7 separate regions of the Homo sapiens genome follow, and regions 1, 2, 4, 5, 6 and 7 are each linked to region 3. Evidence: chromatin loops called from intact Hi-C (ENCODE). Cell type or tissue: dorsolateral prefrontal cortex. All regions are shown on one strand.

Region 1 (4,000 bases), 420 kb after region 3:
AAAAGAAATCTTAAATCATTGTACACTAGTTAAAAATCAACACTAAATCCGGCTGACTTGCAGTGATATTAACATGAAGACACAGTTAAGGGGCTGAAGGTAGGAGGCAAGTCTTCCATGCAATGGTCTCAGAGTCCCTGCCATTGGTCACATGCAAATATCTCTGCCTGGTCACAATCGCACTTAAGTTTGACCAGATTAAGGGTCTTCTGGAAATGAAAGTCTTAAAAGTTTTCTAAACTTTGGGAAAACGGGTCCCTCAGCCCAGGGGCCTGTCATGTATGTCAGTGTCTGGGACTGAGGCAGACAAAGTCCACAGGCAGAGGCCCAGTGCTGAGACTTCTGGCAGCCGGGTTTCTCCTCAGTGGGGGGAAAAGTTAATTCCTAGGGCTCGGCGGTTCTGCATTTGTCAGGGAGCAGGACGTCAGTGCTATCATTACCAAGCAAATCAGCCAGGCGGTTAATGGTGGAATCAGGAGACATTTGCACTCCGCTATCAGAATGACATCATAACTAAAGCAGCCTTCAGCCAGAAGCCCTGGGCTCTCCCCGAGCAGAGGCCAGAGGGCTGCAGGGGCGACCCCCTGCGACTCCCTGGACTGAAAGCTGAGCCCCCCCCACCACCCGCAGCAGCTTTCAGGGTGGTGGGCGCAGCCCCAGGCAAGTTCCCAGGCTGGCCGGCAAACAAGAACTAGGGTTCTAGTCTTCCCCCAAGCAAATCGACTTTTCCCCTGGGTTCTGAACGCTGTAAATAATCATTATAATAATATTACATATTTTCAATAAAATTTGAGACACTGTGAAACCACTTTCCTTATCAGGCAAGGGTTGGTATTTTATAAATGCAGCTACATTTTCGCTATAGGATTGATGGCATTTCCAACAGAATTGTCAATCTCTCGGTGACCCTGTCTTTAGCAAAGAAGGTCTGCACTCTCCTTCAAGCAAAAGAAATAAATGATGCTGGGGGAAGGGGGACGAGCTAAGGAAAAAGCCCTTCCTGCTCTTGTTTTGGTTGCTTTTCTTTCTGTTTAAAAGCACAGCGCAAACACACACATACATACACGCACACGCAGACACAAACCTTAGAATAATGGGGGAAGCATTTGGCTACAGGCTTGCATTTACGGCGCGGCGCGACCAGCAGCCGGCCCCGCTCGCTCGCAGCTCTGCCCTCAGCGGCGGCCACTGGGACCGACTGCCCGCCCCCGACCCAGGCAAGATGCCCAACTGCGACCGCGCGCCCCCCAAGATCGCCTCCCGAGTCTCGCCACAGGTACACGCGTGGCCCAAACACTTCACCTGGCCCGAAAAGTCAGCAGACGGGGGAAAAAAAAAAAGTTGTGCGAGCAGCCAGCCGGGCAGTCCCGGAGCCCGCGGAGGCCGTCCTCCCGCCGCCCAGCCGCCCAGCCGCCCACACGCGAGGCCGGCCCGGGGCGGCGCGCAGCTCGCGGCACCTCGCTCCCGGCTTTGCGCGCTCACCCCGGGGCGCGCCGAGGCCACCGCAGGGCACTTACTTGGCACTTGCTTTTGAGTGTGCAGATCGTCGCGGTTTTCACTTGGGTTTTCAAACAAGTTTCAGGGAGAAAGAAGGAGGCAAAAAAAAAAAATCCAATTATGCAAATGGACTCCGGACTGGGAGGCGCGGGATGGATCTGACGCCGCTACTGTACGAGTTCTCGGAGCAGCCCCGGGCCGGGCAGATTTATGGGGGCGCGTCACGGCTACGCCAGGTCCCGCCGCCGGAGCATCTCGAAGTTAATTAAAGCGGTAATGTCCACTTTCCTGGCGACCCTCCGTGCGTGGGTTTACTATTTCACCATCAAACCCGACCCCGGCGGGGGCGGGGGCCCTGTCCCCACGCCTCTCCTTCCCTCTTCTGGCCGCCCCCCTCTTTTTCCTCTCTCCGTCTCTCACCCCTTTTTCCTCTCTTTCGTCTCTTTAAGTCGCCTGCCTTCCACTCAGTGAACAATGAACAAAGATGTGAGTGATGGGAAAAGATCGCCCCCCCTCCCAACCCCAGCAGAGAGCAAAGCCGGTCTTAAAGTAAAAATCCAGTTGCTAGTATCAAACTGGGAAAGAAAACAGCGCGTTCCCAGTCTCACCACCCCTTCCACACACACACACGCACGCACATACACACGCACGCACGCACACCCCACCCCAAGTTCACCTAAGCCCTGGCTGGAGACTGGGGCGTCAAGGTCAGGGCGCGCGGGGCTGCCCAACTCGCCGGGGACACCAGGGTTGGGGAACGGCGCGTGCTCTGGTCAGGCGTGCTTCCCGCGCCCATCCCCGCCGGTCCCCTCCGCCGGCCCCCTCCGCGCCTCTACACCGGCCGACCAGGCCCGGCGGCCCGCTCGGGCTGCCCGGCCGCCGGATGCGCTCAGCAAACGCGGCCCCTGTCGGATTTCTGCTAAATTGCACAGCGGCGGCGGCGGCGGCGGCGGCTGCCGGGAGAAGGCGCAGGAGGAACCGGAGGGCCGTACCGCGCGCTCGCTCACTCCGCCCCTCCCGCTCGCCCCTCGCCCCGGCCCCGCCGGCCGCCGGCTCCCACCCGCGCACACGACCCAGCCCCCAGGACGCACCGGGTGCCCGAGCCCCGCAGGCCGGGACACCTCGCAGCTGCCGTATTTTCTGCTAAAGTGAAAACGAAGGCGGCTGACAAATCACGTCTCCGGCGAGGCACCCGTTAGACATAACAATATCTGGCAAACAAAACCCGGCCGCCGCTGCCACCCGCACGCGGGGCTGAGACCCCGCCCTGCTCTTTCTCGGCCCCCAGCCCCTGGCCACTGCGTCCTCAACTCCAACGCTCCCCGCCCCCCAACATTCCAATCCTCCACCTAACTCGGGAACGGTGGACATGTTCTCCAACAGGCACACAGTAGGAACCACTCACAATACAGAAGTGAAAAGGGGGGGACTTAACTTTCCACCTGTCCCCAAAGAAAGCCCTGCCGGAGTTCACTCCGCAGAGTGAAGAGTGAGCAACACAGGTCTCTCTCTGCCCAGCCCTTTTTCTTTCTTTTTCCCTAACTTCCCCGCGTTTCGACCTTCCTCCACTTCACATACATCCGTCTATATGGAGATATCTATATTTTAAATTATTTGCAAAACTGCAACAGATGGGCGCGTCGAGATCTGGACACTTTCCTACTCATCAAAGGAAAGCTCTCCCCCAACCCTAACTTTTTTTTTTTTGCCTAAAATACACCCCGAGTCTCGCCTACGACTGTTTTCCTCAATTCATCTTCGAAAAATAATGTCTTGAAGCAAACAGAAAAAGGCTTATCAGCAAAGATCATTCCTACCCCAGTCATGCATCTGCGCTGGGGGGACGGGAGGCGTCCCCCCAGATTGCACTCTTCCCAGACGCCGCGCAAGCCCTGCCTCTCCTCTGCCTTCCAGAGCCCCCACGCCCGCACTTCCTCGCTCTGATTGGCCTCATTTCTCCAGCCTGGGACTGGCCGGCTCTTTTCCCTCCATAACCTGTTACTTATTTATTTATTTATTTCCTCTTTGGCCCCCGGCTGGGCCCCCAGGCCGAGGCCCGGCTGGGGCAGGTGCTGCGGGCGCCGCCTGCGCTTGCAGGCGCCACGGCCTTTCCTGGGGTCGCGGGTTCGGACCCTGGCACCTCAGCCCTGAAACCAACTCTCCGGCCTCAGCCTGGCCAGGCTCCCGGGGCACAGGAGGCCGATGCAATCACAAAATGGCAGATCTCAGCGGCTCTCGGCGCCCGCAAGTTTGACACATTGTAAGCATCAGCTAACTTTAATTGAAAAAAAAAAAAGGTTGCAAATTACCCTCTCTCCACGGGCGGAGGGGCCGGAACCCCGCAGTGAGCGCGGACCAGAGAAAGAGCGCAAGGCGAACCCCCGTCCCAGGCAGAGGAGAAAATGGGGAAAGTCACTTGAGCAGAAGTTTCCGCGGCCCCAGCCTACCCCCTCCCCTTTTTACTCCCCCCACCCCCCAGACCCTCTTGAAAGTTTCCCGGGGC
Region 2 (4,000 bases), 600 kb after region 3:
GGAGACTGGTCCTTCTGATGATGAAGACATTCCTTCTTTCTCCAGAATTTAGAGATGCAGAGAATGAAATTAAAGGGGATTATTTTGAAGCTACAGTTCAAATGGCCTCATTTGAACATCACCCACTTTTCCTGACTTTGTTTTGCAAGGGTAGTTGTCCATAAGTAAATAACGACTTCATTGCATGTCTTTAACTTACTGTATATGACGTTATCAGTTCATCATCTAATCTGTAACATTAGTTTGGCTAAGCACTGCATTTAAATAATTTATGCCACAGAGTAGTATGCAATAGGAACATTTTTAAAAATTATTTTCTTTGCTAAATTGTGTGGAAGTCCCCACCTGAAGTATAGCAGACTGCTACGTTTCAAGAGACACTCTACTACTTAGGCTGTTAAACGATTCAGGGGGAAAAAAAAAAAAACTGGGATTCCCTGATAATACTGTTTGGGCTGGCAGGTGCTAGTCTCATAGTTCTGGCTTATAAATACTTTTAAAAAGATTATTAAGCAATTTAAAGTAAACCTAAACTACAGATGAACCCAGCCTGATGGATTCATGTAGCCAATTACATTTTACAGTATCTATATCAAAAACATAGTCCATATTTCATTTTTATGAATCACTCCATAAGCCCACATCTAACAGGGTGACTGAGCACTTATGTTTAGTACCTTTGAGATGTTTTCAAGAAACTGGACCTCAAGATTTCCTTTTTTTGTTTTGTTTTGTTTTTTGAGACAGAGTCTCACTCTGTCACCCAGGCTGGAGTGCAGTGGCCCGATCTCAGCTCACTACAAACTCTGCCTCCCAGGCTCAAGCAATTCTCCTGCCTCAGCCTCCCTAGTAGCTGGGATTACAGGCACCCGCCACCACACCCGGCTAAATTTTTGTATTTTTAGTAGAGACGGGGTTTCACCATATTGGCCAGGCTGGTCTTGAACTCCTGACCTCAAGTAACCCAAACACCTCGGCCTCCCAAAGTGCTGGGATTACAGGCATGAGCCACCGCGCCTGGCCTAGACCTCAAGATTTTCTCAAGTGGGAAGCCAATTCTCAGTGAGACGTTTTGGACAAATGGTGACTGGCAGGTCTCACTGCCCAGCACAGCTGGACCCTAGGGCCACTTCCGGAGCAGGATGGAGCTGGGTCCAGGGCAGAAGGCAGCTTTCCTCCAGAAACCCAGGGAAGGCTAAAGGCATAGAGTTGTTAGCAGTGGCCTCTTGCAGGACCAAGCCAGCCTGCATGCAGCCTCGCTGCTCCTGGAACTTGACTGCAGGTTCCCCACCACACCCTTGAATACACAGCAGGCACCTGCAGGAAGTATAAGCAGCTCCAGAAGTCCAAGAGCCCAGTCATGGTTCACAGACAAGGAACTCATCGGTCATGCCTAGCGCTGGTGGTGTCCCCACCAAGAACACTGACGAAGACAACTTACATCCTGCTGAGAACTTGCGGTGATAAATACACAGGTCCAATGTGAGGCACTGAACATGTCTGTAATCATCTAGCAGAGGACGAGATCGGATGCCTTGTGTCTGGGTTTGTGACTTCTGCCTTGTAAATGGATAAACATTTCACATCTCCACGTAAGACTGAAACATGAACCCCTATCTTTTTTCACAGCAGACACAAACAAATACTACTTTTTTATCACTGCAAAGCACTTGATGTTAAGTTCATTAAAATGAAAGATTGGAGAGCCCCCAAATATAGGATAATATGATTCATGTATAGATCCCGGATAATAGATGTGGTTTCCATTATTTTCCTACTACATAAAGGACTAATTCTGCTGCTGCAGGAAGAGTGCTGCCTTTCTCTTCATGAGCCATTTTCATAAAACTGAATAAACAACAAACACAACCATGATTAGCTGTGACAGTTCCCCACTGATTTATTAGACTCAAATCCTAAGGAGAAGTCTAGTTTTAGGTCTGTCTCTGCACGTTTTTATCAAATAATAAAACTATAAAAATGAAATGATCCACTATCTTCAAAATAATAAAAAATAAAAGGTTCTGCAACTTAAAGAGATCTTCCTGTTACCAAGCAAGATGCAGGATTTGCATTTTTGGAACCCTGTCCCTTAAAAGTGAAGCAGCAGCGGAGAGGCCCTGCTGCCGGCATGCTTTTTAAGCCCAGCCTGAGTTCTCTATGCTTGAGAGCGTCTTATGATGCTGTAACTAACCTCAAACCTGGAGCAGCAGGGGGGCAACAAACCTCAGAATACAGCAATGTCATGCTTTACAGGAACTCTCTCAGCAACAGCATGAATGAGGGGGGAAATTGGTTGCCTAGGAAACCCTCTAGTCCTGGTAATTATTACTGTAACTGACTGCACACCCCACCTATAACAGAAATGAATAATAATTTATAATCGCTGACTGGCAGCTTTCTGTCTGTGCCTCTGCTCACCACTGCTACCTACTGGCATGCAAAATTAGTTACAAGCAAACAGCGGGGTATGCAGAGAAAAAAACCACCAGCAAAAAGAACATTTCAAGAAATCTTCTCCCATCTTCCCCCACCAGGTTCTGAATATAGTTCAAGTCAATTGCTGCTCGATCAATAGAGCAAAAATGAAAAGTGCTTTGTACAGGGGTTGAACAATGTAATGGAAGTTGGTCATCTCAATTAAAAGCAATTTCATATTGTGACATGAACTAGACCAAAAAGAAGGTGCTTAATAAGGTTAACAGACGCTAAATAACAGCATATATCTTAATGACCCCAAATATATGACTCACAAGCTATTTAATAGTATAGAATTTGATACTAAGCAAAATCACTATAAAAATCCTATCTGGTAGTTTTGATCAATTAAACTACACAATTAACAAAGATGGTCCATTTATCTTAGGTTGTCTAATTTGCAGTACAGTGTTAAAGCACTTCTACTGGAAGACTAGTTTGTTTAGAAATTAGAACATTCATAGTGATTTACCGGATTTGATTTAAAAGACATAGCAGGAGTTGGCAAAATTCACATATCATGGGGTTAATGTGGGTTAGAATGTAGCTATTTGTAATACAAAAATATTGCATACCAAATACACACATCTGATTTCTTTTAATCTTGGTTCGTCTTTTTGCAGAAGTCATTAGTTTGCTAAAATGAACAACAAAAACAGCTGCATTTGCCACTATTAGGACACAGAAATCTGCCATTTTTTAAATTTCCAAAGCAAGAGAATGCCACCTGGGTAATGAACCACGCCCAGGTTACCAGAAAGGTGTCGACTGACTGATGGTTTCCGCGGCTCCCGTCGTAAGGAAGGCTATGTCTACCATCATCATTGTATTCATCAGCTGCCATATATTCAGGCTCCACAACTTACTAGTGTGGCCTGGTCAGTACATTTCAAAGTTGAGAGAGCCTTTATAGTTCAAGAGGAAACAGCTGAAAATGGACAAATAGCCCCCAAAGGGTGCTGATGCCAAGTTAATGATCACCAAGATGAAGAGTATGAAGAATAATTATAGGGAAACCCTCAGCTCTTCCATGGGCAGTCCACACTTAACCCTGTGGAGCCCTCACGTCTTCCCGTGTTCCTGAGATTGGCTGGCGTGGAAGAATGTCCCTAGTCAATCTGATATTAACCATCAGGGAATCCCCCATCCCAAGCCCTCATCAGTTGATTCCATTGCAACATAAAATGTCATGTTCCAAAAATATTTCTGTTTTAAACACCCACTGTGGTAGTAATCATAGATTCATTGGTTGGGTTTTCTTCCCTTTCATCGTTATTGGAAACTGACCTCCTTACTTTTCAAAAAAATCAATAGATTTCCAGAAAACTTTCCAATTCTCAGAGATTTTTGCATAGTTCCAACATGGACAGCTTTTCCTACAGCGACTTTCTTATTAAGGAACCCACACAGACCAGATTTGGAGTGTGCAACAACCGCACAGAAGACACACACAGGTCTGAGTCCTGGCCGTGTGGAAAACCTGCACAGGTCACATTCGGCTCCGTGCTCTTAAGCACATTCA
Region 3 (4,000 bases):
AATATTTCATATTTTATAATGAACATTAAAAGAGTTTGTGGATCATTACTTTATATGAGTTCCAAAGTTATTACATAAAACCCAATAGGAATGGTTATAAATTATCAGATCCTCTGGCCTGGCCTTGGTAAACATAACATGAAGACTGAGACATTTCAGCAGACAAGATTCATGAGAAGAGGTAAAAATTCTTCCTGCATTTTAAGGAGAAAAGAAGACCAGAGTACTTGTAACCAGCTCTTAGCATTTTTGTTTCTGTTTCAAAGAAATTCTATTGAACCACTTGCTTAAGCCACACACACACAAAGCTTCTGTTAGAACAAAAGAGTAGTTCCTTTAGACACTGCCCTCATCGCCTCATTTTTCATTATCCTATCTGTGGCCTTAAGGTCACTGCCAAATTCTTGAATTTTTCAACACAGTGTGGGTTTAAAATGCTGTACTTAGCAGGCTCATACGATACCCAACAATTCTTTATTTTCAAAAGGAGATCCTCTCTTTGAAATCTGAAAATATGGCATCTTTACAGAAATTGGAGAGTTGATAACATTCTGAGGAAGTTTTCTTTTGGGGTCTGCAGAATAGGTTTGCAGACAGAATTTTAATTACAAACTATCATTTGTGAACCACGGTTAAGCATGAAATGGATGCTATTCAATTTCCTCGTGCTTATTCTCTTTTTTAAAAATAAATCACAGCATTATATTTTGTTCTGAAAAATCACACCTGGAGCTTCCCTTCCTCCCTCCCCCTTGCTTTCTGCACGGTGAAAGAGTTAAGTATGGGAAGAATAGCAGCTGGGTAAACAAAGTTAAGGACCAGAGAAGTAACGTCAAATCTTCTTGTCAGCATCCAAGAGGCACAGTGCCCAACTGGGGCGCTTTCTGATGAAACACACAGGCAACATTTGCTACCTGGTTCTAGGAAATACAGGCACCTCCCTCGCCTTTGTCCAAAGCAGCCCCGCTTCCGGTACCTGTGGAGTGAAGGTGGGCGCCCGCCCTCCAGGACCCCACCTAACCCCTCTGAGGCTCCCCTACCTGCCAACTCCCAACCTTATCCCGGGTTCTCCCCTTTATGTGGCGCAGCTGTTGGTGAGGCTTTCTCAGCAAACAGATGTCTTTTGGAGAATTTAAAGCTCTGAGTTGGAGGCCAGATTCTGACTGTACTTTGAATTATGTCTGCCTCGATCATTATGCAGTCATTCACATATATTTTAGACATCAATATTGTCTTGAAATATTCTCGAGTTCTCAATGCTATTTATATGCTTCCATTCTCTCCTTTGCTTCTGCTCTGACAGTATGCTCCAACGTCCCAGCGTCACTGACGACTTGCAGATCATTTTAACACATATTTTCATTGGTGAGGGCTTTGCCATTTCATTTAACATGATTTCTCGCTAAATTGAGCAGAGATTGACATTCTTGGGACAACAACCAACCTTGGTCATCTGTTTGGATGGAGGATTTACCCAGTTCAGTATTTTTTAAGATGAAACAGTGTCATGTGTTGCCTCTTTCTACGGACAGCAAGTTTTTACCAATGACAAAAGAAAGATTCTAAGGATGCCAATTTACAATGTGGGAGGAAAAAAAATCTCTCCTTGCTTATTTACAGAAATGCTCATCGGCTAACATATGAGATTCTGATATAATGTAAGCCCATAGGTAAAAGAAAAAGCAAACTCAAACTGTGAAAACAAAGCAAAACAAAACAAAAACAGATATTTTCAGGACTTAAAGAGTAACAAGAAAAGGAGAGAAATCTTTGGGGCTCTTTCAGCACATTTAGTTCTAGGCCAAGTTTAGGAAAACCGTCATGGCCCCTCAGAGCTTCATATGGTCACCAAGAGAGCCAATCTGATTCAATGACTACTCTTACTTTCAAACGGGGTCAGGGCTCTCACCACCACCACTCATCTATTGATCATTTTGTCCTTGTTTGCAGATCATCCCTTTGAAGTATTTTCGCAATGGCCTCTAGGTGCCGCTAACACTGCATAGCTTCAGCCTTTCTGCACAATGAAAACATTAATTTGCTATGAGATAATTTTTGACGTAAATGTAAAATGGTGCCCATTCGAACTCAGTAATGAAGCATGGTGCATTTCTGCAGCTCCTAATTTGACTAGTTAAATGACTCCATTACGTGTCTAACAGACAGAAGCAAATAATTTCTGGTCAGTTGATGTTCACTTACCCGTATCATTTTGCCCTGAAAATAAAGTCTCTAATCTACAATTCCTTTGTCTTAGTTTTTTTTTTTAGTTAAGATTATCAAAGCAAATATACTTAAATATTTCAGATTAAACCAGTATAAACTAACAATTAAAACGTCAGACAGGATAGGCAAATCAAATATGTGTAATTGGAGAGGTGGAAAACCAGTCAGCCCCCTTCTAAATTAATTACTCCAACTTTGCCCCTGTCACTAGGTCCTAGGGGTTAGGATGACTCTCGGGCTTCAAAAGAACAAGTGTGTATCTTTCAAGTCTATTGTTTTCCTGTGACCCCAAAGGGGCTACTGGCTGTTCCTGTGTCTTTTTCACTTTGCCACATAACTTTGAGGATGTTTGGAAAATCAGTAGCAGGATGCATCTCACAATAGCAAAAAAAAAAAAAAAAAAGGAAAATGCTGCTTTAATAAATATCAAGTGATGAATAATTTTGCCCAAAGGGGAAAAAATGGTTAATATTGAATCTTAATGTTCCTCATCTAAATGCTTTTTTCTTCCTGCTAAAAACAAGTTTAGAATTAAAGCGTATCAGTTTACACATATTGCATGCATATTAGTGAGACACAGCTGTGTATGTCCCCCTGTTAAGAGCCATATGATTAAGTTATGGGATATCATATAATCCAAACGCTGTTTCTACTGGTCACCTTTCACAGACAAAAGCTTTTTAGTTTTAGGTCTATTAAATGACAGAATGTCCGATTCTGGAAATGTGCAAGCAATTATTATGAAGCACCTGTGACTCTCACTTTTTGCTCACCAAGTCCATCTATAAATTGCTTCTGGAACATTGCTCAGAGGCTGACAGAGGACTGTCCTCCCTGTCTGGGGCAGCTGTCGGGCATACAGTGAGGTGGCTCAAGACCCAGGGTTGATCCTGGTTAACTATGGAATCAGGACCCCAGCCGTCCTACCCCATCGCCCTGAAGTGAAGAGACTATAGACTCTTTCAGTGAAGAAACAGTGGTCGGAGAAACAGTGAAGAAGAACCCCCTAAAGTTCAGAGGGAACCCTGGGCCCACCCGTTTATCATCAGCACTTCCGGATGATATTTCGAACTAGGTCTGCACCAGAAAATCAGTTTTCAAAAACATGTGAACTAAAAGAACCAGTTTAAATGATCTTTATTTTTCCCCAAAGTAACATGCTATTTGACCCAATTAAAAACACTTTTTAAAAACTGACTGGAGTGTGTCTATTGACTACCTTTATTGAGCTTTTAAAATTTCAAATCCTTGTTTGTGGGCAAATTTCACGCACTTCTATGTTAGGGATGAGGGACGGGGAACAGCACAGGCTGCTTGCCTTTTGATGTGAAACAATGTGAAAAGGACTATTTATGACTCATACTCTGTGGAAACGTTGGCTGATGCTGTTTCTGCCACTTGATCCGGGGAAGTTGCTGTCCTGCAGAAGGCCAGTAGCTGGTGCTGGAGGGGTGGGGGCTCACACCTCTGCTGCCCCTGCCCAGGGGTCCTGAGATAGCCATCGGGGCCAGGCTCCTTGGTGTGATGTAGGTCGAGCGCCTGTGGGTTTGCAGAAAGGATTTGGCCTTTTGATTTGGTGTAGAATTTACAACCTGAGAGTGATGTCTCAGCACGCAGATCTGGGTTGTACTGGAAAAGGAAATGAGGTCAAGCTGAGAGGAACAGTGCTATCTGAGGAGGCTTCCACGCGGCCGCAGGTTGGGGACTCGGAACCGCTTCTTGTGGGCCCAGCCCCTTGACAGGGCACCTGCAGCTAAGAGCATCTGAAAGCCCG
Region 4 (4,000 bases), 62 kb after region 3:
TTTCTAGTGATGAAAATACACTCAGGCTGCACACAGGGCAGGCTGGAAGTGCCAGAGGGTTAATTCCACTACAAGCAACCCTCCATCAATGATGGATACAGAGTTGAAGAATGAACACCCCAGCTTCCTTGCTGCTCCACTGGGTGGACTCTAAGCCCAGCTCTACCTTGTCCCCCAGTGCTGCTCACTATGGTGACCAGCTTGGTAACACACCCTTCTTTTTGCTTTGCTTTTTGTCCTTGCTTCATTTCTTTATCCCCTACCTGTGCTTCCTGAGATCACCCCCAAATAAACAGTTTGCACTCCATTCTCAAACATCCATAACCTGAGGGCTGCCAGTAGAAGGAGGTAATCGGTTTCAACAGCAACAACAGTTCAAGAAAAACATGGTTGTGGGTGGACTCCTCAACTTCAAAAGAAAATAATCAAAAGAAAAGAAAACCCTCTTCTCATTGTTCAAGCAACCTCTTAAACCAAAGTGTGGCTCTATTGTTGCTATCTCCAGCAGGAAGAGTCAACATCGCTGCCTTTCATGGCCTGTAAGAGCCAACAGAGGGTCTAGGGCACAGAATCCTGGAATCAGAGGGACCTCGGGCAATGCAGAGCCTTTCTTCCATGGAAACCATGCAGATGGTTGCAACCAACACAAAGAGCAGATGCAAATACAGATGGTGGTAACCGATGCAAAGAGCCCTCCCAAGCATGGCCCTAGGGTTGGAAGGTGATAATTAATAGGAGGTTCCTTCCTATTGAGAACCAAAATCTAATGTCCTCTAACTTTCTCTAAATCCCTCTTCTCAGGTCTCTTGGGGATTCTCCAGCACATTCAGAAACACCCCAGCTCCCTTTCACCAAGTCTGAATAGCTCTATTCTTTTGGCCACACCTCACATCCCAATGTTTCCAAAACATGCTTGTCTTTAGAATGCTTCTATGACGCTTGCCATATTCGCATGTCACCTGTACTATTATTTCCTTACTTAAAAAAATAACTAATTCTTTTTTATTTTTTAAGAAAATTTATTCCAAAAGGAAGCTCTATAACTGAACCATAAACGGAAGCCCAGGAGTACTCAACATAATTAGAAAATATTCACACAAATAAAACAATGAAAACATGAGAGTGTTATTAAACACCAGCTAGAAGCAATTGCCTGAAAAGGTTCTGGGCCTAAGACCTTCTCTCTCTGGGTTAAAAACTGTGATGAGCAAATGTTGGAGAGGTGTTAAAGGCAGAGCAGCACCAAACTGATACTTTCTTCTTGGTTTGGATCAGAAAAATTAGAAAAAAAATGGAAACAGGAATGCATTTCCCATGATGTTTGTGTGCAACTCCCTGTGTGAGTGGTCCCCTCACACAGGGAAACTGCCACCTCATGTGCTTCAGGACCTCCCATCCTCTTGCTTCTCCCCATTGGCTGGCCTTAGTCTGCCAATCTCCTCCTCAAAGGGGTCAACTGGGGCCAAACAGGTAGGACCTTGTCCCCCTCACTGACCATGGTGATCAGGACCCTCAATTCCTACTAATGCAGTCATGACCACATATGTATCTAAAGAGACTCTGGGCTCAGGGCTGTACCTGGCATGCCACTGCCGTGGTGATGCTCAACAGTTAGGTGACAGAACACTCTGCTTTTTCTGCTAGGGTGCTGTCTGCCAAAATGACCCCAGACCACCATATGAGCCAGTAAAGATCAGCGCCTAACAATGTGACCTCCAGCCCAGCAGGTGCATCTGTGATTCAAAGCACAGCTGCCGCCTGAGGGAGCTCACTGGGAAGCCACGTGTTGCTCTGGGATGAAGACTGAGTGCACTTTGCAGCTGGGGCCTATGAGATCTAGAGGGACTCCCACAAGAGGAAGAAGAGTGCCACAAGTGGCAAGGCCATGCATGCACCAACTGATTGCAAGACGTTAGTAAACAGAAGTGCCTTTTTAATGCACCAATTACAGAAGCAACTTCAACTTAACCTTCTGGACCTCAGACTGAGCACTGCTACAGGCTGCAAATTTAATGGGGAATAAGCAGGTCAGAAAGGGTTTGCATGCATGCAGGCTCCGGGCTTCTCCCTCGTCTCTCATAAAGCATGCCTCGACTCGTTTAGCTCTGCAAGCACCACTCCCATGGCCAGTCTTCCAGGGATGGAGCTTTTCCCCAGAAGTCTGCCACCTAAAACATGTCCTTGTTAATCCTTTCAGGGAATGAAGTCTCCAGTTTAGGAGGCTGAAGATCAATAGTTCGACTGACAATGAAGGGTATGAGTGATGGCATGCTGGAGCAGGCTGCCCAGGACAGTCTAACCAGGCCCTTCAGTATTGCCTGGATCCTGCCATGTCTGCTAGGCCAGGAAGCAAAACCAGGCACCCCCGGGGGATGAGCACTTCAAGGGCTTCACCATGGGTGATGGAGACCATGCTTGCCATAATTAAGTGGCTCGGAGAATGGGAGAGTAATACCAACTGATCTTGATTTAGTTGGGAAAATGCATTCTATCATTTGTTGTTAACTATTAAAGCCATTTAAACCCTTCTGAGAATAGATCTAACATTGGACTGCTTTGAAGGTTTGATATGTCTTGTAATCCATAGATTATTGAAGTTAATTTCTCTGCTGAGATCCTGCTATCAGTGAAATTGCATGCACACTCAAAAGTTAAAAAAATAAAAAGAAAAATCTTTGCAATTGGATTTCTGCTATGTCTCTCAGTCCAGAAAAGTAGCAATGATGGGAAAGGCTGGTTGAGGATCTAGAAGGAAAAAGGTATCATAGCTCCTCTTAAATCTTCAAGATATGTGTGGACAGAGTCATGTTATTTGTCCTTTACACATTTAGAAATCTTTTTAGTTGTTCTTAGAGAGTCCCTTATAGAATAAGCTAAAGTAAGCAATAAGTACTGATTTATATCACTGCAAATCATTTTTCCATACTTTCAATTAATTTTAATTGAATCTCTTCCTCATGATTTTCATATACTTTTAAATGAGTTTCAGTTGTAGAGTTAGAATGCAACTGATTCTTGAAGTTGACAAGTTTTAGTTTTTGATCATAGATTATTACATAATGTTGACAAGTGTTTCTTGGACTACAAGACTGCATATTAAATACTATGCAATACTCATGGTACTCTCCATCCACACACTATTTTACAGGTGGGCAAAAAGCAGGCTGTGTTGAACCTGTAATTAATTTCCAGAAGGTACAGTTGCTTCATTGCTTACCAGCTTATGACCATCCTCTAGAAGTTGGCTGGCCAGGAGAGCCTTTTTAAAAATGATAGTCAATAGTGGAAATTATATCAAGTACCAGAAGGGGAAAGGAAGGCAGAAAAAGAAGGAAGGAAGGAAACTCCATGGCTTTTTGAGTTGATTTTCAAAAGGTGCTCTTATGTCAGTTACTCCTTCAGTTACATGCATTTGTCCACCTGATTCTGAATTCATTTGTCTTCCTCTCCAGAAGGTTGACCTTAGGACTTACGTGACTAACATGCAATAGAACATGGTGGCCGCACATTCTCACTAACCAGCGCATGCTGGGACCCATTTATGGGATTTCCACTCCCCTTTTTGCCTCTATAGAACAATGAAGCAACCTAGTTGTCCATCAAAATTTCTTCCATCCAGCGACGGAACCAGGATAAGCAGAGGGTATTCACATTAACGAGACTTGGGCAACCTGTTTCAGAGAAGTTGTTGTCAGCTAGATGTTACGGATGATAAAACTCAGTCTTAGAAATAGCTTGTAACTTGCCCAAATATACATAGCTATTAAGTGGCAGAGGTGGGATCCAAACAGACTAAGTGTAAGCTCCAGGAGGGCAGGGGTGATTGGGGGATTAGAGGAAGTATATAGAGGATCTTGTCTGATTGACTGATACGTATGAGCTCAGTGTATGTTTCTGGGATAAAAGAAAATATTAGCTCAAACACCTTTCCACTGCAGTGTGACAAATACTGATATTTCAGACATCAAGTTATGTGGTACAGACAATGAAAGTTCCTTGG
Region 5 (4,000 bases), 920 kb after region 3:
CTCCTGAGTAGCTGGGACTACAGGCATGTGCCACCACACCTGAATAATTATTTTTCTTTAGAGATGGGGTCTTGCTCTGTTGCCCAGGCTGGTCTCAAACTCCTGGGCTGAAGTGATCTGCCTGCTTCAGCCTCCCAAAGTGCTGGGATTACAGATGTGAGCCACTGCGCCCTGCCTTCTTGGTGAATCTTGAACCTGCAATTAGATAAAATAGGCAGTCACAGCAGCCAAGGGCCAACCAAGACAAAGCTCAGGAAAGACTCAGAAACTGCAGGGGGGAAGGTGTGGTCACCTCACCTGGCACACAACTTAAACAAGCCAAAGTGCTGGCCAAGAGTGAGGGACATCTGGAGTGGTAGGTGCAGGAGGGAGACGATGAATAGCAACTGTAGTTTCATTCACAGTAGGATTTCCGCAGGCCTCCCCCTTGAAGACCTGGTGACAGGTTGGATTTGATGCAGGGCATGCCTGAGTCTCAGCGGTCCAAGAGGGAGATGATCAGACAATCACGGGCACCGCCTCGCATCCTCCTGGCCTCCGCTGATTCAGCTATGGCAGTGGTGAGCAGTTTTGTGCAAGCTTCAGCTCATTTGGGCCTCACAGCACCTTGCCTCAAGCATGCTGTTTGCTTTGGCCCCAGGGCTTCCTGAATGCTGTGGCATGGGATGGCAGAAAGAGCCCATTCAGCATGCAAACATATGTTCAGCCCGAAGGTACGGGGGTTACCGTTCCCAGGGAACTCTCAGCAAATGGGGGAGAGGCAGAAGATTCTGAAAGGTCTTCTGTCTACTCAGCAGTCCGCGTGGGACCGAGCCCTGGGTGCCTGTAGAGGGGACCAGCCTTGGTAATCCACCCTTGTGTTGGCTTGTCCTTCACTGTGTCACCTTCCCTGTTTCCTCATCCTGCTTCCTAAAATTGCCTCCAAACTCCACCTTCCCTCAGAGAAGGACTGAAGTAGGTAAGTGGAATTTAGTATCAGGTTTGTAAGGGTGAGATCGCAAAGTACTTAAGATACAAACACAAAGTGTCTATCCTACAGACCTGGGCTCAGTCCTTTTTTTTTTTTTTTTTTTTTTTAGACAGGACTGGAGTGCAGTGGCGTGATCTCGGCTCACTGCAACCTCTGCCTCCTGAGGGTTCAAGCAATTCTCCTGCCTCAGCCTCCCGAGTAGCTGGGATTACAGGCACCAGGCTAATTTCTGTATTTTTAGGAGAGACAGGGTTTCACCATGTTGGCCAGGCTGGTTTCGAACTCCTGACCACAAATTATCCACCAGACTTGGCCTCCCAAAGCACTGGGATTACAGGTGTGAGTGAGCCACTGCACTGGGCCACAGCCAGTGTTGAAATTCCACATAATCACAGACTAAGTTAAAATTTCAAATTAAACATATCTGGATAATTTCATCATAGCAGAAATGGTGAAGGGGTAAATTCTGGCAAAGTGACACGCTCAGTTTGTTAGGTTACAATCGGGAGGGCAGCGTCTTGAACGCGCTCCGGCGCCCATGGTCCCTGGATTTCCTAATCTATAGCACCCTCTAGTGTTAGCTTTGCTTCATGTCCAGAGCTCAGTGGTAAAAGCCTGAAATTCTGCCTCTGCACAAACCATGCTAAGTGGAAATTTGTGACAGAAGAGGCTCCTTTTATTGCTTTTTCTCTAAGGAGAAGTCATCAGGTGCTTAAATCTTTGGAAATAAATTTGTGCCACCTGTATGTTTAAAATAAAGTATCATGCTTTATGCTTCATTTGTTCTTCCAACAAGTAATTGTTGGGGGTCCCTGCGGTCTGCAGAAGGCCCCATGTTGGAGCAGGAGGTTTTAAATGAAAACGCTGCACATTTTCACAGATGAACAGGGAAGGAGGGTGTCACGCCAATGTCCAAACGGGGAAGTAGTTGGCCGGTGCGTGCAGGGGAGAGAGCTGCCACCGTTCCCCCTCAGTCCCACCTCAGAATTCATCATCCTACCTGGCTCGGAAACAGATTTGGGGAGCATAAGCTCTCTTTATAGTTTGCCCCACAATCAATTTCAGTGCATCTGTGCAGAGTGACATGAACTGTCCTAAATGTCTTCTAAAATAAAAAGACACCTTTGCCTCACTCGGGGCTTCGCAGCATTAAATGTACTTGGGTTAAAGGCTTCAGCGTACTCCAGTGGGGGCGCATCTTCCTACACTTTGGATAATTCATATGCATGAGAAGACATCGTCATTTTCGGTGCAGTTCTGAAAGGAAGTATTAAGGGCGAGAATTTGATTTTAAGTGAGGGAAGGGGAAAAAAAGGTGTGAATTTAGCTCCAGACTCTGCAGAGGATGAAAGAAGATGTTATATTTCTGTTTGAGACGTTGCAAATCACTCTAGAGTGCCCTCTGAACTTCTCCCTCAGCCCACCTGTCCACAGAATGGCTGGGATTCACTCCACTCTCCAGGATTTACTGTCACCTCTCCCATCCACAGTCTTTTAGGAACAGACCATCTCAGACAGCCCCTAAAGTTACCGCATGGACAACAAATTGTTCTGCAAAGTGATAGCATAGAATGCACCAAAACATCTTGAAAGAAACTTACTCAAGATGTGCTTGTTTCCTCAAGATGATATTTTATTTGTTTTAACCGGCAGTCTTGTGGGTATATATGTCTATGTTTAGCCAAAATGAAAAATGCTCCTAAAATAAAATCTCAGAAACTTTGACCAGAGTGCTTGTATGTTCTAAGGGGGAAAGAGTGTTGCATAATTCGTTACGGGGGCAGACTAAACCTTCCCTCCACTTAGAAGAGTGGGGCTGGGTGTGGTGGCTCATGCCTGTAGTCCCAGCACTTCGGGAGGCCAAGGCAGGAGGCCAGGAGTTCAAGACTAGCCTGGGCAATACAGGGAGACTCTGTCTCTAAAAATAATTTAAAAATTAGCCAGGTGTGGTGGCATGCACCTGTAGTCCCAGCTACTCAGGAGGCTGAGGTGGGATGATCACTTGATTCCAGGAATTCCAGGCTGCAGTGAGCTATGATTATACCACTGCACTCCAGCCGGGGTGACACAGTGAGACCCTGTTTCTAAAAAATAATTTAAAATAAAACTAAGTAGAAGAAAGATGGGCACTAAGCCTAAAAATTTGACCTCACTAAACATAAGGTGTTAGTTCAGAGCTCTGGACCCCAAAAGCTGTGGCCTGGAGTGGGTGAGTGTTTTATTGTCCCTGATATGGGAAAAGGAGTCCAGGAAGAGGCTGGTCCACAGATAAGAGAGTAGCAGGAGACCCTGTAAGATGCTGAGAGCCTGGCTGGGCCCAAGTAACTCTCAAGAACCAGGAGGTCTCAATATTCCCTTCCAGGCACCTGGTGAGCCACGCCGCTACATTGAACCCTCACTGGCCACTGTAGACCCAACAGTCAAAGTCTGTGGCACCAACACCTTGTGTTATAGAGACTTTGGGGAAGTCCCCGAGAAGGTCTGGAGCTCCCAGTTCATTTGGGCCAGGCACACTGAACAGAGGGAGGGCTGGAGGAGCTGAGGAGGGAGGCGAGGAGGCGAACCCTGAAGAATCAGGCTTTAGAGGCTCCTGATCAGGAGAAACGCACAGGTGGCTCTTACCACCTCTCTCAGCAACCTTTAGAGATTCCGGGCTGGTGTCTGCTAGCTTAAAAATCACTCATTTAAAATAATTAAAAATCATTTAGAAAAGGAGGGCTTTATTTCTCATATAGAGTTACAACCTGCAAGGCAGCCACCCTGACTGGCTAAGAAGTGTAGTCTCCAGTAGAAGCCAATAGGCAGGCACTTTGAGGAAGGGTGGGAGGGGATAAGACAGGAATTCAAGCTGAATGGGTTGGCCAGGTATACATATTCAACGGGATATAGGAAGAGCTATGAATATTCTTGGAAGGAGGCCATACACATGTGTGATAAGCAAACATGCATGTTACACACATCCCATGTTCACCTTGGAGTGGAGAATACACATTTAAGTGTATTACAATCGGGCTGTAGACGTCAAAAGGT
Region 6 (4,000 bases), 69 kb after region 3:
GGTTCAGGACCAGTCTGAGTAACATAGTGAGACCACATCTGATATGGTTTGGCTGTGTCCCCATCCAAATCTCATCTTGAATTGTAGCTCCCATAATTCCCACGTGTTGTGGGAGGGACCCAGTGGGAGATCATTGAATCATGGGGATGGTTTCCCCCACACTGTTTTCATGGTAGCAAATAAGTCCCACGACATCTGATGGTTCTATGAGGGGTTTCCCTTTCCACTTGGCTGTCATTCCCTCTCTTGTCTGCTGCCATGTAAGACGTGCCTTTCACCTTCCACCAGCCATGATTGTGAGGCCTCCCCAGTCACAAAGAACTGTGAGTCCATTAAACCTCTTTTTCTTTATAAATAACCTAGTCTTGGGTATGTCTTTATCAGCAGTGTGAGAACAGACTAATACATCGTCTCTATAAAAAATAAAAAAATTAGCCTGGCATAATGGCATGCACCTGTAGTCCCAGGTACTCAGGAGGCTGAGGCAGGAGGATCACTTGAGCCCAGGAGTTTGAGGCTGCAGTGAGCTATGAGCTATGATCACACCACTGGTCATTTGCACCTGGGTGAGAGAATTAGACCCTGTCTGAAAAAAAAAAAAAAAAAAAAAAAAGAGAAACTAGGAAGAGAAGCCAGGACATCAGCTGTGTAGAGAATTGGAAGCTGCAGCATGTAGAGAATTGTTTTCAACTGTGTGAGCAGTAGAATCACACCCACAGGCTCCCTTGGCAGTAGGCACCCTATAGAGCTTCGGCCTCCTCCCTTTGGTGCACGTCTGCCCATTGTGTGTCACTGCCTCGGTCTCCCTGAACTTCCAGATTACATTGTTTTCCCAGCTGCCAGCCAAAGCTTCCAGAGCTGAAAGTGAGTCTTTGCTACCAACAACATGGCCAAAAGCTGCCTCACCTCTGGGGAAGCAGGACCGCGGACCCTCACCTCTCTTTTTTCCCTCAGAGGATTCCACTGGGAATCCTGCGACATTCAGTGTCTTCCTGACTCTTGGACATAACTCCTTCTTTTTTGTTTTGTTTTGTTTTTGTTTTGTTTTACACAGAGGAGTCTCGCTCTGGCTCTGTCACCAGGCTGGAGTGCAGTGGCACGATCTCAGCTTACTGCAACCTCTGCCTCCTGGGTTCAAGCAATTCTCCTGCCTCAGCTTCCCGAGTAGCTGGGATAATAGGTGCACCACCATGCCCGGCTAATTTTAGTATTTTTAGTAGAGATGGGGTTTCACCATGTTGGCCAGGCTGGTCTTGAACTCCTGACCTCGTGATCCGCCCACCTCGGCCTCCCAAAGTGCTGAGATTACAGGGGTGAGCCATTGCGCTGGCCCACTCCTTTTCTTTACTGTCCTGCTTCCAGCCACAGACATCCAGAAAGTCCTCCCAAGAAAGGACACAGCCATCAGCTGATCTCGGCCTCTCTCTGTCCCCTGCAAGAGCTGTTTCCAGTCCTCAAAGCCAAATCTTCAACCACCACAAGCAACTGTAACTTTTTTTTTCTTTTCTTTTTGAGATGGACCCTGGCTCTGTTGCCTAGGCTGGAATGCAGTGGCACAATCTCAGCTCACTGCAACCTCGACCTCCCGGGTTCAAGTGATTCTTGTGCCTCAGCCACCTGAGTAGCTGGGACTACAGGCGCCCACCACCATGCCCAGCTAATTTTTGTATTTTTAGTAGAGAAAGAGTTTCACTGTGTTGGCCAGACTGGTCTCAAACTCCTGACCTCAAGTGATTCTCCCGCCTTGCCTCTCAAAGTGCTGGGATTACAGGCGGGAGCCACTGTCTCCAGCAACTCTAACTTTCCATCATAAATTTAGAGGCAGGAGAAGTAGTTGAACTTATTAGTTGACTATTATTTCTTTTTCTAAATAAGTAGTTTTACTTACATAGTGAATTTGATCAGGTCTGCTTTTCTAAATTCAGATGGAATATCAGATTTTGGAGTTTCTAAAGCAAGCTTTTCCTGCTCATAATTCCAGAAGCTAATACCCAATTCTTCTAGGAAAATCACTTCCAGATCGAATGAGGACCGATGGGCTCCTACAGGTCTTGGAAAATGCTGGGGCCACCTGCAGTCACAGCTGTCCACTTCCTGTGGACACAGTCTCTGCTGCCCCCATCTGATCCATGGAGGATGTCAGTGGGGTCACCAGCAGGGAGAGTTCCAAGCAGCCAGGAGCTGGAGTTGCTCTGACCACTGTGGAGACCCTGGTGAGAAACGGGCCCAAAGGGGAGGAAGAAAAGAGTAGGATGAGCTGGAATTTCCTCGAGACCCTATTGTTTCTGCAGCTCCACACAGGATCATAGGAGCCTGAACCCAGAGGGCTTAGATGACGTCTGGGCCAGAGCATCCATTGGCTGAGACACAGCAGCTCCTCAGCCTCCTTTGGAAGAGGGGCTGGGAGAGTCTTGCTCCCAGCACCACTACAGCATACCCTCCCTGGCATGCCCGCAGAAACACACAGGTACCCCACTCCACAGACAGAGCCCCTGCTTTTGCATGTGGAGGTGTGCCTCACTAATCTTGGCTTCTCGGGCACCTGACCACAGTTGTGCTGAGTACACCCACACCTACTAGGGTCAGACTCTGGATGCCAGTGCCTTGAAAGACACCATTTCCCATCCATCAAGGGCAGGAGGAGCATTTGAGAAACTCGCTGCAAGACCATAGGTCTCTTCAGCATGGGCCCTTCCCTGTAGCACAAACCAGAAAGCATAAGGGGGACCTAGAACTCCGAGTAGGGTACAGCAGGGAAGGGGTCCCCAGCCCGGGGCTCTCTGTGGCCTGGACCCAATGTTGGCCATTGGGGCAGCTCAGGTGCATTGCCAATACCAGAACCACTGGGTGAACATGGATCCCCTGAGGGCAAGAGAGCAGGAGAGGACCTTGAAGATGAGGGAGGGAGCCAGCAAGGGGTGACAGGGAGAGGGAGGCCAGGGGCTTTCAGACTCAGCAACTGCGTCTGCTCAATCCCAGCCATGGGCCTTTGGAACTAGGACATTGTGAAGAAGCCATACAATCTTTCAAGACAGCTTTCTTAAAAAGAGTCTACCAGCAGAAAGAAGAAAGGAAGTTTTCCTTGTGGGAAGAATGGGTTCAGTGGTGGTAAAGCAGGTGGTTGTAGGAAAGACCTCAGAGCATACCAGAAAAACATAATGGAACATCTCACCAGAGTGCTGTCCTGAGACTGAAGGAATTAAAACATCTTCTAAAGTATTAGATTCACCCTGCCACACCACTGTCCATATAACTCAATGTGCCCCTTGGGGATGTGGGGACAGAAAGAGATTGATTGCATTAGTACCTACAAGGCTCATGCCTCCTTCATCCATGCCCTCTGCTAGGTTCCTCCCACACTGACTCTGGGTGTGGCCATGTGACTGTGGCCGGTGGGATGATTGATGGTAACTTTGCAAGCAGAATTGGGCAGAAGTGCCTCTGCGTTTCCATTTGCTCTCTTGGAAGAGCCTCCATCATGAGAACGAGCCCAGGCTAACCTGCTGGAGATGAGAGACCACACAGAACAGAACTAAGGAACCCCAGTCAAAGCCATCCTAGACCAGCCATCCTCCAGCTGACCTAGCCACCTACTGAATCATGAGGAAGTCCAGTGAAGATCAGTTGAGCCTAGCCAGGATCAGCAGGATCACCCAGCTGACCCAAAGACCTGTGAGAAAACATAAATTGCTGTTGTTTTACCCACTAAGTTTGTAACACGGCAGTAGCTAACTGCTATAGCTGTCATGGAAAACCCATTAGTCATTCGATCAGGTGCAAGCCATTTTCTTCTTCTTGTTTTACCTCTCTAAACTCTCTTACACTCCAAAGATAGAACACAGATAGTGATTTTCTAGCTATAAGTAAAAGAACAACTAGCCTGTAACTCACAGTTAATGATCAATAACTAAGTCTTAGAAACAGGGTTAAAGACTTTACATGTGTAATCTTATATAGTTATGTCAGGTAGATACTATTATTATTTCTATGAGGAATCTGG
Region 7 (4,000 bases), 200 kb after region 3:
CCCTGCCATCAATGCTCCAAAACAGCTCTACGGGTAAAGGAGTTAACTACTCACTCCCCTGACTTCCCAGGCTCAAAAGGCTTCCAAATGCTCCCTGCACAGTTCTTTCCCATGAAATTCACTGTCTCCATCTCTAGGTCTCCAAGTATACCCACGGTCTCTCTCTAGAACCAGTGGAATATCGAGGCCAGTATAACAGGCCTTGTTGAAGCCAGCCCTGTCCCCACCCCTTTGAGACATCAGGGCTACCTGCCAGAAACTTCTCAGGGAGAAGGGGCAGACGTGGGAAATGCACTGAGATGTAGAGGAAGAAAGTCTTACCTTACCCTTCCTGGGAACGCACTTCCTATGAACAGGACACAAAGCTTCAAACCAGAGAAAGAATTAGAAAGATAAGCAACCTGGCAGTGAAGGGATCTGGGCGGCCAGAAGGACCCCAATCTGCCCTCTATGCAGAGGCTGCCCCAGCTCTGCAGAAGTGGCCCCTGGCAGGGCTCACATAACACAGTGGGCATCATTTCCCAGCTACCTGAGTGCATGGTAAGCATGGGAGTGGGTAAGAGTCAGATCCTGGAAGCTCGTGATACCTGCTTCTGGCCAAACCATCAATCAAGGGACACCTTGTGGCTGTCTGCAAAGCAAATTACTAACTCCCACCCCAACACACCCAAGGTGGTGGTCAAGACCTGAGCCTGGAACCTCCCATTCGAGTCAATGGAAATCACGCAGCTAATGCTTCAAGCTCTGTTTTGAAAATTGACCGCTTAATTCCTTGCCTCATTGTAACCTGTCCTTAGCTAATCTATGTTTTCCTTATTTCCATTAAATTTAGGTTTAAATGAACTGTTCCGTCCCTTGCGCTAACATGCATAGGGAGGAGAGCTTCATGGAGCTCCTCAGAAGCTCCGTGGGCAGGAGTGTTGGAAACAGAAGGGCAGCCCAGGCAACAGCGGTGTCCATCCCACAGATGGGCCAAGTGAGGCCGCCAGAGAAACACATTTGAGTGACTCCGCGGCCTCGAATCTAATCCCTCACAAGCAAAACCATGTCCTGCCTGTTAAGTGCTGGAGCAGAGAGGGTGCTCTGCCTCTGCAATTTTATGCCACACATCTCTGATGTTACACTCCTAGTCTGAAGACTTTCAGAGCCTGTGCAAGTACCCTCTTTCTGAAATGCCAAGTGACGGTGGACTGGCATCAAGCAGCCCCGGAGAAGCGGGATTTATGGCTCCATGTAAAGGGGTCAGAAAGATGGTAAAAGCCCCGAAGTGTTACTGATTGTTCCCAAATCATCGCTCCTAAGCACGAGATGATACAAGTCTACCAAGTGAATGGGAAGTTTATAAAAAGAAACTGCTGGTAGGCATCCGGCTCCGGGGAAGGAGGAGGATGATGTGACAGCCGCACATGAACCAGCATCTGAGAGCAACGGCGATCCCGGCACGAGCAGGGCGTCCCAAGTGGACAGACCACCCTTGGGCCCCAGCGGAAAGGTGGCCGCCAGGGGAAGACACGGGGGCCTCTGACCCTGTGCCCCATCTGACATTCCCCAGGAGCCACCTGACCAGCCGGCTTATTCGCCTAGGCGGGCGGCCACCTCAGCTCTCGGCTCTCAGCTCAGGGGACGGGCCTTGGCCGGCGTCCGCCTGGGCACAGCTTCGGCACACACGAGCCGATCCTCCGTAAATCTCCGCAAACACGGCGGCCGCCTGCACACGCTTCCACGGCAGAGACCGAAGGGCTGCATATGGCGCTCGGCTTTCACAGCTGAGCTTTAAAAAAAGTGCAGCTTTTCATCTCACTGAACCAGTTCCCAAATTAGGAGGTGGGGAAGGAAGGCTGGAGTTGGGGTGGGCTGGGGGCAGAAAAATAAGGAAGCAGGGGACAGGGGGAGGCGTAGGGGGAACCTTTAAGGCTAAATGTGATTTTAAAAGGAATCTCAGACTATGATCTGTTCATAAGGTCCCTCTGGAAAATTAAATAATGTTGCCTATTTGTCATCCCCAAATTGACTAATTTCAAGTTCCTAATATCATTTTTAAAATGATTTTTTAAATATATAACAATGAAGGAGGCTATCTAAGAGGGCATCACTCACATGCTTGAGCCTGGGCTAAAAAAATTTTTAAGCATTATTTATAAATGGGATTATTGTTTTCCAAAGTTCTCCTCCACAAAGAGATTAGCTGCCACCATGCCCAGGGGGGTCTCCCCAAGTCCTTTTTAATTCCCTGCCTAGAGGTGGAAGGTGGTTGGACTGGAACAGGAGGAAGAAGCCTGCTCCGGCAGTTTTCCTGGAATTGCCTGGAAACTTTTACTTTCTGTTTCCTCTGCTGATAATGACTGTCTTCGGCTCTGCAGCCAGCTCCCCTCTCCCCCCCTCCAGCCCCCTGTTGCTGCAGCCTCCCCGAGCTCCGGTATAAAGTTTGGCTTTTGCAGCAGGAAGCAGCTGGGCCAAGCAACCAGCGAATGATAATGACCTCAGAAATCTGCTGTTCGCTCGGCAACAATAGGGTGCTCAGTCTACTGGAAAATTGTGTTCATCAGCTAACTCTGCTCAGTTACTAATTGACATTGCCAAATATTTTAAGAACAATTGGAATGCACAAGCAAAAAAAAAAAAAAAAATGAAGATCTTAATCCTCAAACTCAAATTTTTTTTCTTTTTCTTTTTCTTTTTCTTCTTTTGGGTGCCTGGATTTGTTTGTGTGTGGAGCAGGCACCGGTTATCGTGAACGGGGGCAGGGAGGGGGAGCCACATGAGAAAAAGAGGTGGAAAAGAAAGAAAATCTATCATATCACTATACACCCCATGTAAATGCGAAAGCGCCCCAGATAAAGGCCTTTGATGCTGTGGTCAATGGGATGGAGACCCAGCATTTCAGGAATGCAGCTCTAACAACAAAAGAAGACCTCGCAAGGCTTTTAGCCCAGCTGACCAAATAATCCTTGTCCATCTCAAAATATTATACCAGAAGTAGTAGGGGTTAACGATATTTTCATCTTCGCATCTCTCCCTGGCTTTCCATTGATCCTGTAACTTAGCCGACTTTATTTAATGAACAGAGGGTCAATGCATTCAATTACCCCCTTCCCACCATCAACACTTCAATTATCCCCACTCCAAAATTATGTGGAATTCAGAAGGTAACTGCCCTGTTGGATATAATGAACAGTATCATTTCTTAGTACATTAAGTTTTAATTATTCTGAGTGTGATTTCCAAAGCAAAATCTGAAGAAACAGAACTTTGGTTGTGTTCTGACTCAGAGCAAAGCGAGGATTCGAGCTCAGCCCTAGAGGAGGTTTTAGAGAAAGATGCAAAGATTAATGCCATAAGAGTGTTTGCATGCAAGCCAGAAATGAGGAGGCATCGAAACAGCCACCCCGCTTTCTAAATGCCATAAAAGTAAAATTAATAAGCTGCTGCTTTCCAAACAGTTTCTCTTTGCATTGTACACGGAGGCTACATTGAATGACATTGACCACGGTGTGAAATTACTGGTAAGTCAAATAAACAACAACAAAACAAAAATAAAACAAAGGGGGAAGATGGGGAAGTGATCTGTGTGACTAGTTTTGTCCATTTTCTGTTAGAAAATATGACCTCTCAATTTGTCAGAGGTCCTAGTTTTCGCAGTTGATCTTAAGCTTGGTTCTCAGCAGTTTGGAGAGCCAAAGAACAAACACATTTTCTGGTTCACTGGAATCATTTTCACATGTTCACTGATTCAAACATTCTTTTGCTCACATAACAAACAGCTGCATCCCACATTAGCCTAGCCAGTGACAGTCGCCCATCTCGGCAATAACTGTTTGATTGCAAACTTGACCCCTTCTTCATCTCGGTCTGAGCAAGACATTTTTAAACAGCCACTCCGTTCCCAATCCTTCTTTGCAAAGAATTACATCAGATAACAAAGGACGTCTCTGCCACTCATTGTAAGCCTTCTTCTAGAGATCTGTTCTAAGAGGCTCTGTAAAAAGGTTTTTTATGATGA

The links. Peaks named below come from ENCODE experiments on the same cell type or tissue, not always from the same donor. Only the 100,000 strongest peaks of a DNase experiment are listed, where the experiment ranks them.
Region 1: a loop joins it to region 3, with 6 times the contacts of the local background. A loop is called at or near these places in 63 of 110 quality-filtered maps.
Region 2: a loop joins it to region 3, with 4 times the contacts of the local background. A loop is called at or near these places in 8 of 110 quality-filtered maps.
Region 4: a loop joins it to region 3, with 2.9 times the contacts of the local background. A loop is called at or near these places in 4 of 110 quality-filtered maps.
Region 5: it touches region 3 in a loop (2.8-fold over the local background); 34 of 110 quality-filtered maps call a loop at or near these places.
Region 6: a loop joins it to region 3, with 5 times the contacts of the local background. A loop is called at or near these places in 4 of 110 quality-filtered maps.
Region 7: it touches region 3 in a loop (2.7-fold over the local background); 3 of 110 quality-filtered maps call a loop at or near these places.

What each region holds. Positions count from the first base shown.
Region 1 is chr19:30,226,191-30,230,190 of GRCh38, reverse strand. It overlaps a transcript of ZNF536 not described here. Among named protein-coding and RNA genes, the nearest start is that of ZNF536, 140 kb to the left of the region's middle. RefSeq lists a silencer at 2,135-2,524. In dorsolateral prefrontal cortex, a CTCF peak has its summit at 2,410; DNase peaks (open chromatin) are centred at 1,720, 2,360, 2,785, 3,693 and 3 weaker places; H3K4me3 peaks cover 4,000 bases; H3K27ac peaks cover 4,000 bases; H3K27me3 peaks cover 2,986 bases.
Region 2 is chr19:30,045,041-30,049,040 of GRCh38, reverse strand. No RefSeq gene overlaps it. Among named protein-coding and RNA genes, the nearest start is that of URI1, 100 kb to the right of the region's middle. RefSeq lists an enhancer at 2,437-2,516. In dorsolateral prefrontal cortex, a CTCF peak has its summit at 2,433 (motif pointing left); no DNase peak of the experiment used is centred here; H3K27ac peaks cover 2,682 bases.
Region 3 is chr19:30,648,179-30,652,178 of GRCh38, reverse strand. It overlaps a transcript of ZNF536 not described here. Among named protein-coding and RNA genes, the nearest start is that of ZNF536-AS1, 20 kb to the left of the region's middle. In dorsolateral prefrontal cortex, CTCF peaks have their summits at 1,793 and 1,994 (motif pointing right); DNase peaks (open chromatin) are centred at 1,968 and 3,648; H3K4me3 peaks cover 452 bases; H3K27ac peaks cover 3,635 bases; H3K27me3 peaks cover 652 bases.
Region 4 is chr19:30,585,859-30,589,858 of GRCh38, reverse strand. It overlaps a transcript of ZNF536 not described here. Among named protein-coding and RNA genes, the nearest start is that of ZNF536-AS1, 82 kb to the left of the region's middle. In dorsolateral prefrontal cortex, no CTCF peak of the experiment used is centred here; a DNase peak (open chromatin) is centred at 1,778; H3K27ac peaks cover 3,679 bases.
Region 5 is chr19:29,728,182-29,732,181 of GRCh38, reverse strand. The region is part of intron 2 of LOC107985345 (a long non-coding RNA gene); the gene reads right to left. Among named protein-coding and RNA genes, the nearest start is that of C19orf12, 15 kb to the right of the region's middle. RefSeq lists enhancers at 1,271-1,320, 1,441-1,490 and a silencer at 3,451-3,645. In dorsolateral prefrontal cortex, CTCF peaks have their summits at 1,336 and 1,541 (motif pointing left); a DNase peak (open chromatin) is centred at 1,501.
Region 6 is chr19:30,578,989-30,582,988 of GRCh38, reverse strand. It overlaps a transcript of ZNF536 not described here. Among named protein-coding and RNA genes, the nearest start is that of ZNF536-AS1, 89 kb to the left of the region's middle. In dorsolateral prefrontal cortex, a CTCF peak has its summit at 2,109; DNase peaks (open chromatin) are centred at 792 and 2,112; H3K27ac peaks cover 2,525 bases; H3K27me3 peaks cover 560 bases.
Region 7 is chr19:30,448,703-30,452,702 of GRCh38, reverse strand. All of the region lies in intron 2 of ZNF536 (zinc finger protein 536), which reads right to left. Among named protein-coding and RNA genes, the nearest start is that of ZNF536, 78 kb to the right of the region's middle. In dorsolateral prefrontal cortex, no CTCF peak of the experiment used is centred here; DNase peaks (open chromatin) are centred at 1,550 and 2,442; H3K4me3 peaks cover 2,899 bases; H3K27ac peaks cover 3,513 bases; H3K27me3 peaks cover 934 bases.